Linked DNA regions of Homo sapiens: region 2 is linked to region 1. The links are chromatin contacts, found by Hi-C or POLR2A ChIA-PET in ENCODE. All regions are on one chromosome and are shown on one strand. Each heading gives the region's core, a stretch centred on a gene start or an enhancer-like site at or near the end of the contact. The rest is flanking DNA. Distances are from core to core; before and after follow the strand shown.

What was found. A loop is a pair of places that touch in the nucleus more often than their neighbours do. ChIA-PET counts read pairs that join two places held with the same protein, here RNA polymerase II (POLR2A). Pooled maps may share reads with other maps.
Region 2: a loop to region 1 is called in a map of endothelial cell of umbilical vein, with 4 times the contacts of the local background. The contact joins two enhancer-like sites. A Hi-C loop is called at or near these places in 2 of 168 maps with a recorded cell type or tissue (B cell and endothelial cell of umbilical vein) and 4 of 50 pooled maps. POLR2A ChIA-PET finds 5 or more read pairs at or near these places in 7 of 52 experiments (AG04449, AG04450, H1 and 4 more).

The regions. Positions count from the first base shown.
Region 1 is chr3:71,225,149-71,228,525 of GRCh38, reverse strand. The region is part of intron 5 of FOXP1 (forkhead box P1); the gene reads left to right. Among named protein-coding and RNA genes, the nearest start is that of FOXP1-AS1, 63 kb to the left of the region's middle. RefSeq lists enhancers at 1-365, 1,559-2,059. Within about 2 kb of position 1,570, at least 19 of the 41 ENCODE cell types and tissues checked have a DNase peak (open chromatin) inside an H3K27ac peak, as active enhancers do.
Region 2 is chr3:71,108,091-71,111,467 of GRCh38, reverse strand. All of the region lies in intron 7 of FOXP1 (forkhead box P1), which reads left to right. Among named protein-coding and RNA genes, the nearest start is that of FOXP1-AS1, 180 kb to the left of the region's middle. Within about 2 kb of position 1,812, at least 4 of the 41 ENCODE cell types and tissues checked have a DNase peak (open chromatin) inside an H3K27ac peak, as active enhancers do.

The DNA.
Region 1 (3,377 bases), core at 321-2,820:
CTTCCTGACACTGACTGTATTTAACGAAAAAAGAGTTGTTAAAAACCTGATTCCATTAAAGCTATGAGATCCATACAAGGTCCTGTGGTGTTTAGCCTTGTGCCCTTTACCTTCATTGTAACTGCTTAATGGAGCTGCAGTTTAATGCACATTTAGAGTACACCTGAGTAAAAACTCCACAGGAAAAAAAAAAAAGCAGGTTGATTTATGGCTTGTCATGTCTTTATTTAACCCAATAATTTCGGTGCGTATAGAGAATTGAAAACAGTAAGTTCTCCACTTAGGTACCAAATCTCTTGTCACTAAACTGAGGAAGCATCCCAGTGACCTAGAACTCCCTAAATATCCTCTCTTTCCGTGATGTGTTGGATTCAAACCTCAGTCTCCACAGGTTTGCTGATGGTAACTGCTGGTCATTCCTAGAATAATGTGTCAATTCAAAATTAGCAATATAATTTGACAGGGGCTTCTGCAAAGAGGTTTCTGGACACCTCCCCCGCCCCCCACCCGCCCCACCATGATATTGATTTGATTCCACCACATTCTTGGAATTGGTTACTGGAAGATCGGGAGCTGCATAGTCATACACATTCTTCGATTTAATATAGTTATTCATTTTAGCTGTAATGAATTAATCTGGCAACAGTTTTGGACTAGCCCAGAAGGCACTCCTCCTTCCTCTTTACTTACTGCTTATTAAAATCTTGCCGATGAATAGCAGGTAAATACGTTTCAGGATGTGAAGATTGAAAATTGTCACTTTATACTCCTTTGACTGTTTTTTTTTTTTTTTAAAAACATTGAGCATGATGGTAACCATTTTTTAATCTCAAAACAAATCTTTAATCTATGGTATAAGGCTGAGAAAGACCTGTAAGAGAACAAGACAAGTTTACTTAATCTTGACAGCCCTGGGTGTAATCTCACTCTGCTTGTGACAAGTCAGACTGTAAGATTTATAACTCCTTAATCAAATGTCTAGAAGTCTCAGGAAATGTTATCATAGGACTTCCTTTCACATGACTTACTGAGAACTCAATAGACCGTTAGATAAGCTCTAGACTAAGCTGGACCTTAGAATAATTTCAAATTGACTAATAGTTTTCTGGGGGGTTTCTTTGGCGGGAGAGTGTTTTCAATTTGTTTTGACAAGTGTATGTTTACAGACTCATTATATCAGAGGGCTCTGTTGCTTCCAATAGGAAGACACGGTAATTTTTGATGCCCTGTGGTCGTGGTCTTCACGTAAACGCTATTTGTGTTCCGAATCTTAGAGTTGTGTGGGAAGGGGATCCGAGGAGACATGAGGATCATAAAAGCTGCCCGATGTCACCATGGTCGCGTGCCTGTGGGGCTGTAAAGGCAGACTTAGACAAGAGCAGGGGACTGCAGTGGGCTCTGAGCCACTGTGTGTCAGTGGAAGGATGACTAAGAGTGTGAGAACCACTGCATCGCTAGAACCGCACCAGCCTTCTCATGTGGTCCAGGAGGCCCGGCACCGCCATTACCACGAAGACCAAAATGACTCTCCCCACCCACAGCCAAACCAGAGTCGTCCTGTGCGCTCTGCCCTGTCATCAGAGGGGACTGTCAGCTGCCGTCTGACATCCTGCGTGCTTTGGCTCTTACCCCAGTCTGACCAGTGTGACTGTACAGGATCCCTCTTCTTGGCCGGTGAACAGCGCACTTAGTGCCCTTGCAGGGAGCCTGAGAACGAGCAAGGTAGTGCGTGCGGGGAGTGAGCAAAAGAGAGACTCAGCGAGACAGGATGTGAGATGGAGGTGGAGAGCAAGACTGCGAGAGGAAAATGACAAGCAGAGAGAAAGGGATACTAAGAGGAAGATGGCAAACTGAAAGGGAAAGAGACTGTGTGACAGGGTGAGACAGAGTGAAAGAGATTGAGCCAGAATGAGATGCAGAAGGGGGTAGGGAGGGAGTGAGAGGGAGAGAGACAGGAGAGAGAGAGAGAGAGAGAGAACCCCGGGAAGCAATAGGGACCCCCAGAGTAGACCCTGCCATCACTTGTGCCTGGAAGAGGCTCTTGCATAGGTGACGGGCATTTTCAGGATGGCTGCCGGGTGGAGTTGAGCAGTGAGGCTGGCAGGAGTCACATCTGGGCCTGAGGCAAGTAGCCCAAACTGAAAAGGCAATGCTCTGATGTCAGCCTCATCCATCTAGGCTTAGAACAAGGATCTGTACTTTGAAGAATCCCAGCCTCCCCTGCAAGAAAGAGCCCAAGATTGTTACCATTTCAGACCTCAAGAGCCAAAGCAAGACACACCAGTTCCTAACCAGAGGGACTTGAGTTAGCTCTAGGAAATGGGAAGATTCAATTGATGTAATTTCAACTTCTTTTCCTCAGAGGCGTCCAGCAGCACAGGCTGCCAAAAAAGTGCCCATGCCCTTGATGTCTAAGCAAAGTGACTGTAAAAATAGAAGTAGTGTCTCAGAAGTTTTTTCTCTGCCCCTGTCTCTCCTGAATCTGAACCAGGCTGTTTAAAACTTGGCATCACTCAGCTTGCAAAGCTACCATTTGTTTCTAGAAAGTGAAAGTTTTTTTTGGTAAGCCCTCTGAAACTCAGTGTTGCCTAAATATCTGAAGACATGATTTTTCTCAGTCCGTCTTGGGCCCCCGTGCCCAGTCTCTCTTTGCTGCACCCGTTCTTCCTCTGCACTAATATGTCCTCATATCCAGCTCCTTTCCATAGATGTGATTGGGTTTCTGTTCATGTCTCCACTGTTCAAAAGATTTGTTTCCTCCACCATTAGTATTTGAGGGAGAACTCCCAAAACCTAGGGAGGGGAAAGCAAGTGGGCAGAGAACTAGAAATGAGATGAGAAAAATCGCTAGCTATTTCTGGCAAGGAAAAACATCTTTACAGTAACAGGAGTGTTTAACAGACAGACAAAATACCTTCAAAATATGCAAATCTCTGTTTATCTTACAGAATTCTACAGGGAACAAATCCGTAGCATTAGCAATTATGACAGCTCAGAAATTTTTTTCCTTCCTCGTCATAATTATAAACATCAGTATCGCTTAGAGCTTCACGTTAAAATGTTTTTCTCCTACTTCTTTTAAGAGTTATTTGTTTAACATGCTTTTATTATCCTAGATGATGTGATTTGGGAAGAAAGTATTAATTCTCTTATCAGCTCTGTTTCCTTTCCAGTTGTTCAGAGAATTGAGCTACACTAGTAGTTTATGAAGTAAGAGGTATTAAATAGAGAGCTCACTGCTGATCAGATTGAGCCACTTCTGAACTGTGGCTATCCAGGCAAAGGGGATTGACAGCTTAGCATTTATGCCGCAAATGTGTTGGAATAACATGGCAACAGAATCACAGGCATCTTTACTTCTCTCACACTGCCGCCTC
Region 2 (3,377 bases), core at 563-3,062, 120 kb after region 1:
CAAGCTCGCACCACTGTGCTCCAGCCTGGGCGACAAGAGTGAAACTCCATCTCAAAAAACAACAAAAAAAATCTAATTTGGGTTTTTGACTCAAAGTAGAAAATTGTAATAGAAGTTTCAAAGAGACTTGAATCAGGGTCTTCATGCTCACGTTTAAGAGAGGGCACTTGGCACCCGGGTCCTAAGTGGTTCAGACTACTTTCATAGCTGAAGGTGGGCATCCTTGTCACAGGAGGGGACAGAATCTATAAGCGGTAGCTGATAGGTATATAACTTGGTGCCAATTAATTGGATAATGAGGTCAACCTAAATTCTAGCTTGTGTTTACTTTTCACAGGTCAGGGTGAACCACAGCCTGTTCCCAGATTATCCCCAAAGATCAAACTGACCTTGACCAACAAGTTCTAGTTCTTCTACATGTACTTGGGAAACTGTCACTTTCCAGAGAGAGTTCAGCACTATAGTGACGCTTTATTGGAAAAGTTGACAATCTGCCTTGTTTACTAACCCTTCTGTAAACACTTATTTGGTAAACCATCACCAGACCATGTGCCTTGGAATGCGTGCGCATGCAGGGGACATTTTTAATGAGGTACAGTGCCATTGAGGGCCCATGTCAGGTGCTATAAGAAGTGCTTTGTTGTGCAGATGTCTTAAGAACAGCTCTGGAGGATGAAATACGACTATGTTGACCTTTCAGCTGTGAGCTTATTTGTCAGGATTCAAATAAGTTGAAAGGATCAAACTGAACAGTTTCCGTAGTCAGACTGGGAATTGTGTTTCAGAGGTCAGCAGCGGAGGCCACATTGCAGATTCCATAACATAGCCAATTGTTGGTACATATTAAAGTACTGGGGCATCTCCTGTGGACAGAGACACAATTAAAATTCTAATTTATTAATGTATACAGGGAGCTAGCCCAGCCTGTCACTCAGTGATTCAAATGATGGTCCATTCTTTTTGCCTCCCTCTTGGAGCTCTTACAGCCTTAAAAATACCCCGAGTCCTCTTGAATTCATCAGGCCTCAAGTGCATTGGGAAAATGAAAATATATTATTGGGGGGGAAATCTTACACATAGTAGAGCTTTGGTTAGAGATAATAAAAAAACACACACATACACAATCTGTCTGATCACACTGCTCTTCAGTATTGAATATCATTTGTGATTTTTTTTATGGTAGAATTATTTTCCCTCATACTTGCTTTTTAAAAACATATGGCATTTTTAGGTAACTTCTTTTCCAAGATGAACGAAGTTCCTTGAGGGCTAAATATAAGAAGTAAAGTTTCAGGGGATTTCCTTTTGAGGGCTCTTTTTCTTCTTGCCTGTTACAGGGTTTTTAGCCACCATGCAGAAGTGGATGATATAGAGGGCTCCGTTTTTCTTGGCAAGGACAGTGTCAAAACCAACCTCACACATTCTGCTGAGCACTTCAGTCTGTATAAAAAGTAGGGGGAGAAGGGGTAATCTTGAACGCTGGTTTTGGTAAAGAAGATGTCTTGAGTTTTTCCCCTACCCCCCAAGTAGAGGAATTGACAAGCAGAGAATTTAGACCAGCTTTAAGATTTGGCCGGGGGAAATAAATCTAAAAGGTTGGTGGACTGGTGTGTGTGTGTGTGTATCACAGACGATTGCTGAAGGACCCCTCAGCTGCCTGATAGGGTCATGCACATTCAGTAAGCTTTATTAGGTTGGCTGGCCTTCCACAAACAGAGGAGAAATTACTATCCTAGGTCACATGGTATATTACCTCATTATAAAAATATGCATATAGACTGGTGATTCACAGAAGGAATAACCTTCATATTTAAATATATCTTGCCATACTGCATCCTTGCTGAGGCGTCTCCGCCGGAGTGGCTCTGAAATGAAAGGGAAATCCTACAGCAAATCTTAACAGTGCTCATCTCTGATCTTCTCACCCTTCATAACTACACTGAGAGACCGATTTTAGCAAATTTCAGATCTTCTGCATAGAGGAAGGCTTGACAGGGAAGAAGGATTTGATCTGCTGATAGCTTGAGGGAAAAAAAAAAACCCCCAAATCCCCAAATATACTGTGACTCATATTTTAAGCATATCTCACACTTCCCTGCTTTATGTTTGGCAGCGCTCTCTGGTTTCACAGGCTGATGATACAAACAAAAGAAAATGGAAAGTTAGAGGAGGCTATAAGTGGTTACTCGATAGAGATCATAAAATATAGTCAAACATCACCAATTTGGTCTAATTTCAGGGAGATGAGAGTAAATAAGAGAGAAATGGCACTCTTTGCAGATCCACATACTGAACCAAATCTGAGCTGGTCACATTCTTGGGTGATGTGGTTTATTAATGAAGGCATTAATCGGGTATAGATATTGCTTCTGAAGTTCTTGAGAAATATTCTACTTAGTAACCAAAATTATCTTTTTACTTAGTCTGTTCATTTGCTTCGCAAATTTTTTTATGAATGATACAAATGAAAATTGAAAATTGGCCCCATCATAAATTCAGAATCAGAATGATCTGAATTAATTAAGTGCAAGTTGGTGAACATTTCCAAAGCAGGCTGGGCATGGTGCTGGTGTTCATGGGATACAGAACTGTTGAAGATACACACCCTGCCTTCAGGAGGCTTATGAGTTGTAAACAAATTAACAAGATTTTGCTGCAAAACGAAAATTACAGATGAGTAAAAATAGTAGGCTCTTTTTTTTTGAGATGGAGTCTTGCTCTTTCATCCAGGCTGGAGTGCAGTGGAGCGATCTCGGCTCACTGCAACCTCCGTCTTCCAGGTTCAAGCGATTCTCCTGCTTAGCCTCCCAAGTAGTTGGGACTACAGGCATGCACCACCACGCCCAGATAATTTTTGTAATTTTAGTAGAGACTTGGTTTCACCATGTTGACCAGGCTGGTCTTGAATTCCTGACCTCAGGTGATCCACCTGCCTCGACCTCCCAAAGTGTTAGGATTACAGGCATGAGCCACTGTGCCCAGCATAGGCTTTCTTCTATAAATATTTATATACTTCTGAAGATTGCTTAAACAAGTGAAATAAATGCTTAACAGTGCAGGTGTACTCATAACCTCGAAAATGCGTAACTTTACTGGCTGAAGATTAATTTGTGAGTCGATGAGCAATTTTATTGATCAAATTTTGGAACTTTGACCACCGTTTCTGGGTAGTAATTCATCTTGGTTCTTTAAGCATTTTAGTTGTTGGCACGAGTACATAAACTGGAAGGAAATCAAATGACACATTTTCTCCTAAGAAAGTAAGAGTACATGTGTATTCTGGCAGCATTAAAGTTAGGAAAGAAAGTAAACTTTGTGTGTTGCTTACAGTGGAAAGCTCACCAGCTTCAGGCCCTCTATAAAGAATTTGAACCTGA